Regions from separate parts of the Homo sapiens genome. Here region 1 is linked to region 2. The links are chromatin contacts, found by Hi-C or POLR2A ChIA-PET in ENCODE. All regions are on one chromosome and are shown on one strand. The core of a region is the stretch at or near the end of the contact, and the rest is flanking DNA. Distances in the headings are between cores, read along the strand shown.

Region 1 (4,535 bases), core at 1,186-3,685, 130 kb before region 2:
GGCATTAGAACTGCCTGCTGCGGACATCAGGTGTGCTGCTCTATTATGCATACTAATCAAAGTCCGCAGAAGTGCACATTGAGGGTGAATTTGAGCTCCACTGAACATCCATTTTAAAGAGCTGCATTTTATTAAATAGGCCTGAAGTCAAGAAGGCCATAAAACTGCAGAGGAAAAGGATAAACCAGTTATGGCTTAGTTGTCTCTCTTTCAAATGAGCCAAGTGCCAAGCCTGCATACCTGGGACTGGTGGGCAGCCTTTCCAACCCATGTTAGACATTTAGACATAAGAGAGTCTCATGTCTTCCCCTTCCTATTTCAACAATCTATCTTATGTCTCTCCGTTTCAACTGCCAGCCCCGAACGCAAGCCCCCGTCTCTCCCCTGAAAGACTGCAGTACCCTCCCTCCTTCAGACTTCATCAGGCAGAGCAGATTTTTGACAAGCACAGCTGATCATGCTACATTCTTTCTTACACCCATGAGCGGGCCCCCACTACTGCTAAGGAGTAGCCCTAACTGTCTGAGTCCAGGAAGATGACTTCCATCTCAGCCCGGAGCAGCTCTTCTGTCTCATTTCAAGGCGCTCTCTGGCCTCTTCAATGTGCATCAGCCTCGCTGCCCTTTGGAGGAAGGGTCTAAAATGTTTGAAATTATTTTCTGCCTAAGGACTTTTCAGCTGCTGGTCCCACTTCCTAAAATGCCACCCTGCTGTGCATCTGCCTGGTTAAGTCTGTTTTGCTTTCTTTTTGCCAGTTTGAATGTCACTGTTTCCCAGAAACCTCCTCTACTTCCCCTTCACCTCACCATAGAGAGAGTTACCAGCTCTCATGGTGCCCTGAAGTTTTCCCCTATGACCCTTATCCAAAGTGTAATTAATTAATTTTATAAAGAGGTATTAATTCTTCTTCTTCCCTCACTAGGTTCTAACCATGTGTGGGCAAGGACCGTGGGTATTCTGTGGACAGCTGTATCCTCAGCTCCTAGGACAATGTAGGGCACATAGCAGGCCCTCAATAAATGACAAGGATAAACCCTGAAAGCAGGGTGTGGGGGAGAGCATTCGCTGTCCCTTCTTCCTGTACACACACAGCTGGACCACATTTCCTCATTGCCCTTGCTGGTAGGTGTGGTCATTTGACCAAGTGATGGGGACAATGTCTGCCACTTCCAGGCACAGTCCATAAGAACCTCTCCCACATGCTGCGCCGTGATACTTCTGCATTCTGGCCGACAGGGATGTCAACGTCTAAGGTCACTTTGAAGACCAGATGTTGAAAATGGCAGGGTCACCCATCAGCCTGAGTTTCTGAGCAGCTTCATAGAAGAAACACCCACTAGAGCTGTTGGGTAAGCAGGATAAGAACATCTGTTCTGTTAAACCACCGAAATTTGGGGGTGGATTTCTTTTACTGCAACTTGGCCCATCTGAACTAATACATTTGCATTCAAAACAAGCACTGGGCAAGAGTGAAAAAGGATAATTGCCCAGCCACACACACCTCCAGGAACATGTAGAGCCTGCGGAGGTAGAAGAAAAAAACAAATTGAATTTCTAACATTAAGTATTGTGAAGACATTAGTATTTTTTTCTTTTTCTAATTATATCCGTTTCTTTCTTTCCCTCCACTAACTCCATCTCCAAATCTCCAAAAATTATGCAGAGAGCCTGATTACCAGTATTCCCTTGTCAGAAGCCTGCCGCTGCCTCTGTTCTTTCTCTGTCCTTACATACTGCCCTAGTAATTCTACATCAAATCCTAGGTGTGGAGAAGCCCTTGCCTCGGAAGGGAGGACTTCCCAAAGCAATACATATGTAGCCGAGAAGTCCTCTCACTGAAATTAGAATCTCATTGAACAAGCAACTCCATTTAGTTCCGTGAAGAACTTACTTTGGCTCCAAGACAGCTCAGGGAGGAAAAGAATCACTGCACACATTTTTCAAAGGAGTAAGAAGTTTTTCTCTACATCCTCAGGGCTGCTGTCACTAATCTCAGGACTGGGACCCCACCTCCTGGGGCTCACCTCTCTGTGTCCTTGCAGCCCAATCTCTTTAATTCAAGCTGAGTGGAAGGCAGGCTCACGCAGCTCTGCAAGCTTCTGCTGAACAGGTTAATCTAGCTGAGTTAATGATGATGCAGCCACTTCCATCATCGCAGAAAGCCTGATCAGTTGGCTGGTTGGAGCTTTGTGGCCAGGGACCCCTCCCCTCCCTGCTAGCCTTGCTTGGGCTATGGAAAACTCTGCATTTATTAGGAGCACCTGTTCACGGAGCTTTGCGGTCTTTGGCCCTGAAGGGGAGGAGCTGAGCAGGTCTGGCTATGAGTATGGATTGCCCATGCTCCTGGAAGCCTGTTTCTTTCACAGGAAATGTCCCTCGGTGCCAACCCTGCAATAACGGAATGGAACGTTTGCTCACATTGAGCCACACCTGTTGTCAACAAGCATTTGCTTCCAATCTATTTAAACTCCATGGGGGAAGGAGACGCTGTGGGTCCCAGGCATTGTTTGGCAATGCTGGGTTCACAGCACCTGGGAAAGCTCCACAAAGTCTATGTTCTTGTTTGGGAAGTAGAGTTGCCCCTAGTAACAGCTGTTGCATTTCAATAGAGACCTGGAAGCCTCTGGAAAGTCATAAAGACCTCGCCCAGGCCCCTGCGCAGAACTTAGTGCCAGGAACTTGGAGCTGAAAGGCAGCCTGCTCCTGTCAGGATTCCTGCAGCTTCACCAGCAGCGGGAGTAAGGCAGACAGAAGGCCGGATTCCAGCATGTGCTTGGTCGTGAAGCTGCTTTTGTTCTTGGCATTTTGTTTTTGGTCAAAGATGTCAAGATGCATAATTAAGTGTCTGTGCCAATTAAATTCAAGTCTGCATTTTGATCTGTCTCCTAAGGTGTATTTATCTACCTATTATGCACTTGTTCATGCATCCATTTGTTTATTATTATTTTTTTTTTTTTTTGAGATGGAGTCTGGCACTGTCGCCCAGGCTGGAGTGCAGTGGTACGATCTTGGCTCACTGCAACCTCCGCCTCCCGAGTTCAAGTGACTCTCCTGCCTCAGCCTCCCCAGTAGCTAGGATTACAGGCACTTGCCTGGCTAATGTTTGTATTTTTAGTAAAGACAGAGTTTCACCATGTTGGCCAGGCTGGTCTCCAACTCCTGACCTCGTGATCCACCCACCTCAGCCTCCCAAAGTGCTGGGATTACAGGCGTGAGCCATTGTGCCCAGCCCATTTGTTTACTCTTTTCTCCTTTCTTCCATTCAAAACCACAGGCCCACCCTGAATCCTGGTTCTTGTGATTGGCTTTCTGAGCCCCTACTTCAGCTCCTGCCTGGTGCCCTAATAATACCACCATATGTTCTGCACCCTGGTAGAGGCCCCCTCCTACATATCCATATTTCTACCAAACAACAAATGGGCACTTTAGGAGGAACTTCAAGTCTGAATATTCATCAGCTACTTAATTTCCTGCTGTTGTGTTCCTCACCCCTGGCTGGTTACTTCCTCTTTTACCACATATGACATTTAGGTTCACATGTGTGCCTCCTTCTTTGAATCCTTCAGACACAGTAAACCATTCTTTCTTTAGAGTTCCCACAGCAACACGGCACAGTTCTCTGTAGGTGCACTGAGCACACTGTTGTGTAATTTTTGGTTTACATATACTCCCGTACTAGATCCTAAGCTCTTTAAGGACAGAACTGCGACTTATATGTCTCTTTATTACCAATGCTTACAGTTTTGCCAACTGATTTTTGTTTAAGGATGAGTGGTTACGTGGATGGATACAAGGCTATATTGATGGATGAGAGGGGAGGTAAGTGGGTGGATATGTGAAAGGTTGAATAGATAGATGGACTGATAGGTAGATGAATAGCTGAATGGATGGGTAGATGGATAGATTAATAGGTGGATTGGTGAATAAGTGGGTAGGTGGGTGGATGGATGGATGATAGATAAATAGCTGGGTGGATGGATAGGTGAATAGATGGGTGAGTGGGTGGACAGATGGGTAGATGGATGTATAGGTGTGTGGGTAGCTAGACAAATGGATGGAGAATGACCTTAGCCATCAAGTTGCCAATGTACACAACAAAAAAGCTTATTCTCATTAAGATAGCATTCAAATACCAAGCCCTTGTATAAGTTCACAAAACCTGAACCACCAGCAAGCAGAACGGTAGGCAGGACCCTTGTGGTCTGCATTTCCCTAAAGCTGGACGAATATAGAGAATGCTGTAATTTCAAGCTATAGGCCAATTGGTATAATGTTTCCCTGTGGCAACTAAACAGCCTTGCCCTGGCAATAATCACATCTCTATTTCATTGTTTTAAAAAATTGCCTGCATATTAAAACTGCCACTTTTATTCTTCAGAAATGATACCTCAAGTGAACCTAGAGGCAAACTTCAGAAGATACACTTAAAAAAAATCAATGCCTAGGGAAATAAGGAAGTCAAGCCTAAATCCCACTGCCTTTCAGGCAACCTCACAGTCTCTCCAGACAGCAGGAGAAGAGGACAGCTACCCCAA
Region 2 (4,424 bases), core at 1,454-3,953:
TTTGGACTCCATCCTCCAGTTCTGGAAGCTTACCTGTACCCCAGAGCCAAGAGAATGACTAAAAGCATGAAATCTGGGACCACCAGCTCCACAGTTTATTTGCTATGGCTGTGGGCCTCAGCTACTTTGCCTGTATAATGGATCTAGTCACTCCATCTACCTCAGTAGTGTTGGGAGGGATGAAAGAACTGATACGAGGAAAGCCTTTAGCACAAGGCCAGGCACATACCTTTGTTAGCTGCTTCACGTGGTTAATACTATAACCTGAGAAGCTGCCCTCATCCTTTCTGTACCCACCTCTTCTGAATATGAAAAAAAAAAAAATCCTTATTTAAATCCATGGTTCCTTTGATGGTACAGCATTTGTATCTTTGCCCACGGCCCCATCCCCTAAGGATGTCTGCCCCCAAATAAAAGTTGTCAAACATTTTAAATGGTATTAAATTGTCCAGAAAATGGGAATGCCCAAAGCAGAGAGTCAGTCAATCAGGATTATTTGAGAGCTTCAAAAAGACAGAAGGAAGCCATTATTAGGTTTAAGAATATTGCATTCCACCTCCCACACAGCCTTTATCTAAATCTTCATTTAATTGGCAGCCTTCAGCACTGTCAGAATTGCATTCTGAGAACCAAGAGAAGTTTTCAAACATTCACACAATGTTATATGCTTGGCTCAAAACAACTCAAGGGGAAAGAACCATCTCTTCTGCAAGAGATTTGGGGATGCCCTAAAGCTGATGCTATGAGAGTTGGGAAACCGACCTTGAATAAGAAACCAAGACCACCATGTAAGTGTCAGCCAAAGACACTGTCCAGAGGTTTCAGGCAGAGAGACTCGGACCTGCTGTCTCCCCAGAATCTCTAGGTGACTCTCTAAGGGCAAGAATTCATCCTTTCTCTATCTCTCAGGACCTCCCCCACTGGCTGGTGCAGTGTAGGCCGGAAATAGATGTTTTTGCAATGACTAATGAGAATTTTTGCGGCTTTATGTCATAAGGGGAATCCTCTCTCAGGCCCATGTGTCTCTGCCTGAGTGATTCCAACCAGAAGCTGGGCTGGAAGAAACCTGATTTCTCCCTGTCCCTCCCTGTAACCCCGTACAGTTAATTAGCAAGTCTTATCTGTTGTGCTATATCTCATGATCTCTGTGGTATCTGTCCCCTTCTCTTCTCTCTCAGGGCCTTGAATGTGGTCTTCAGTCTTCTTCTCCGGAACTACTGCAAAAGGCATCTGTCTCCCATCCTGCGCCCCGGTGCAGGCACAAGCATGCTGATCATTGGAAAACCCAGATTTAAGAGCGTCTGTCACTGCTGCTGAAAAATCCCCCCTAGTTCCTGCGCCTCCAGGGTGAAATCCAAGTTTCTCAACATGACATGCACATCGTGTTTCTTAACCAATCCACCCCCTCCCTGGCTGCTCCCTCCTACCCCTGCAGCCCTGCACCTTGGCCTCCAGCCCCACAAGCAACTCTCAGCTTCCCCCAAGCATGAACTGCCAGCTCCCTCCACTCCATGTCTTTTCTTCTGCTGCTGGCTTTGTGCAGGTACATCCAGTCCCATTTTACTCAGTGCCTAATTTCTGTTGCTCCTTCAGGGCCCAAGTCAAATATATTCCCCAGAAGGCCTTCCTGGGTCCCTCTCTCTGTTCTCCTCCAAAGTTGGGCTGGTCTCTCCTCTGTATTTCCAACACACCTGAGGCTGAGCATACTTTTATTTATTTTTTTGTGTAAAATACACTAAGGCACTACAAAAAGGTGCAAAAGCCCAAGTATTCAGCTCAATGTTTTCCATGAGTTGCCACGTAACTGGCACTAAAATCAAGGAGAAACATTATCAGGTCCTCAGAAACCATCCACCCACCCCCTACCACCACCATGTCTTCTTCACAGACACTTGGAAAAACCGTTCAATAAGTATCTATCAAAGGTAAATTAACAAAATGGGTTTCCAAAGTGGTTGTACTCCCAAGCTCATTCACACTGAATGGACAATGTTGACTGCCTTGTCTGTTTACCCTTCTGAATTACAACATCCTGGGGTCACGGACTACCTTTTGGTCGCCTGTTTACCCCCAACTTCTACAAAGAGCCAGCACATGAATGAACGAATCAATGAATGAATGAGCTAATGAAGGAGTGGGATGAAGAACATACACTGTCAGTTTGAGCAACAGTTTTGATTTTCTTCTGGTCTTTGTTAAATGTGCCTCTCTCATTGGAACCCACAGTTACAGAAAGATTCTGGGATTCCCATCAGAACTCACAAAAGACCATAGGTCCACTAGAGATTGTCAGAGGAAAAATAAAAAGGCTTTAAAGGTCATTGGTTTTAACCAGAAAAAAAAAAAAAAAAACAATTCTAGGTAATGCAGGCCAGTTAAGTTGGTTTGACAGCCAACCTCAGCAGCAGCAGCAGCAGCAGCAGCAGCAGCTTCCAATATCTTTCTAGATTGGTTCATTTTCCAAGATCTGTAATTTTTAAATGAGGAGTAGGATCAAAGGTCAATCTCACTTCCTGGAGCAGAAGCTTAAGTATGGGCTGTAATCATATCACTGAGCAAACTTCAAAAGCTGCTGGTGCAGTGACAGCAACCACCTGTCTATCTTCAAACCAGATGAATGGCTTTTCTGATGCAATCAATCAGGATAGAAGATATATAACGAGAGGTCGTTCCTTATTTAACCAAGCTCTTCTCATCTTGTCATGAACAAAAACCACAGGCACAATCCTGGCCCAGGTGAGAAACAGAACCTTCTGAGAACTGCCAAGGACCAGCTATTTTCCTGTAATCTTTCAGAGCCCAGGGGTTCCACCATGACAGGCTAGGATGACAAACCAATAATGATTTTCTGAAGCACAAGACTCTCCAGGGAAATGGAGATCCAACTCTACAATCTGATGACCTCTTTTCAGAACCTAAATCTTGCCTCGGATGCTAGTGACGTTCACATGTTCCAATAACTTTGCTTTCATAGCTGTGGTAGGCAGAGAAAGGCAGCAACAATAGGTTGGCCGAGCAAGTTGTTTCTTTCAAAATGAGAAGTGAAACTAGTAGGCTTAAAGAAGACGAAAAGCTCCAACTTGTTCTGATTGGATGGCGCTGGCCCTTCCTGAATTCTCAGTCATGTCTTATCTTCCCTCCTGCTTTTCCCTGGACTGACCTAGCAGCCTATCCAACTGTTAATGTCAATAGCCCGTCCTAAATCCCAAGGTCCAAGACCACAATCACCTTCTTGCTGTCCCACTGGAAAAATCACTTGTCATTGTTTCTCCTATTGAAGGCACTGCTGTAAGAAATGCTTATAGCAGGGAAAACCTGGAGGGTAGAATGGGAAGGTATAAGCCCCAGCTGTACTTCCTACAACTGCCTGAGTGGCTTTGTTCCAATGGCGTACCTACCCTCTCTAAGCCTCAGTCTCCTCACTGTAAAGTGGAAAAACACCACCTCCCTAATAGGGTTATTACAAGTGTTGAGACAATGCACAGTAAATGCTTTTCTCAGGACCTGGCCAGAGGAATTTAAGAAGATACGCCACCCATATACTCTCCCAATAAAATCAAAGTAATATGGAGTCAGAAGACCTGGATTCAAACCGTGGTTCTGCCAATTGTTTGCTGAAGAAGACAAGTCCCTGAGATTCACTTTTCTTAACTGCAAAATGTCTTTCCCAGGCTTCTGATGGTTGGGTGAAGATCAATGAAGATGGTATATGTGTGTGTGCCCTATAGGCTGTAGACTCCTCAGCTATAAAATGAAGTTAATCATATTCAGAAGCTTTAATTAGACATCACATGTGAAAGTACTTAGCTGGGTGCCTGATATGTAGACAGTGCTCAATAAAAGTTATTTCTTATTTGTTAAAATGTCATTAAATTAATAATTATTGGAGCACAGATAATGATGGTTGTTCATAGTCTTGCCACCCACTAAAATTAGATAAATTTCTATCCCAGGAGGGACAACTTCAAACTGATAGTCTTTCTCAGGGTTCTCCTCCCAGAAAAGGAAGCAGTCTAAAGAGGGTACCGTTTTCTCCCCCAAAAACCACATGACAGGTAAAGATTAGCTGCCAGATAAGATTAACACAGAAAGAGAAAACCCATTCTAGCCCAGCAAATTTCAAACCCCAACTTCACCTGTCTCTCCTGTTTATTGTTTTAACTTTCCAATTTAAACTGTTTACTGCCCTGCCCCACTGGGCTTACAACCAAACTTAGAGGATACCTATGCTGCCAGGTTCACCGGATTGATTTCTACACTATGCAAAATCAATCCTGGATGTGCAACTTCTCCAGTGGCTCAGCCTCAGAGAGAATGCTTCTTTGGCAGGTTTCATGATCACCAAGGGCAGGAGGGAGCAGGCTGAGCACAGATACAGTTTTCTGGAAACCAAGGCTAGAGAGGTAGGGGGATGTGGGAGGAGA

Evidence for each region. A loop is a pair of places that touch in the nucleus more often than their neighbours do. ChIA-PET counts read pairs that join two places held with the same protein, here RNA polymerase II (POLR2A). Pooled maps may share reads with other maps.
Region 1: a map with no recorded cell type shows a loop between it and region 2 (6-fold over the local background). The contact joins two enhancer-like sites. A Hi-C loop is called at or near these places in 3 of 37 single-sample maps with no recorded cell type and 5 of 50 pooled maps. POLR2A ChIA-PET finds 5 or more read pairs at or near these places in 1 of 52 experiments (GM10248).

What each region holds. Positions count from the first base shown.
Region 1 is chr16:82,780,976-82,785,510 of GRCh38, reverse strand. All of the region lies in intron 1 of CDH13 (cadherin 13), which reads right to left. The region is part of intron 1 of LOC101928446 (a long non-coding RNA gene); the gene reads right to left. Among named protein-coding and RNA genes, the nearest start is that of MIR8058, 94 kb to the right of the region's middle. Within about 2 kb of position 2,435, at least 8 of the 41 ENCODE cell types and tissues checked have a DNase peak (open chromatin) inside an H3K27ac peak, as active enhancers do.
Region 2 is chr16:82,650,635-82,655,058 of GRCh38, reverse strand. All of the region lies in intron 1 of CDH13 (cadherin 13), which reads right to left. Among named protein-coding and RNA genes, the nearest start is that of CDH13, 26 kb to the right of the region's middle. RefSeq lists enhancers at 539-588, 829-878, 929-1,138, 960-1,459, 380-1,579. Within about 2 kb of position 2,703, at least 8 of the 41 ENCODE cell types and tissues checked have a DNase peak (open chromatin) inside an H3K27ac peak, as active enhancers do.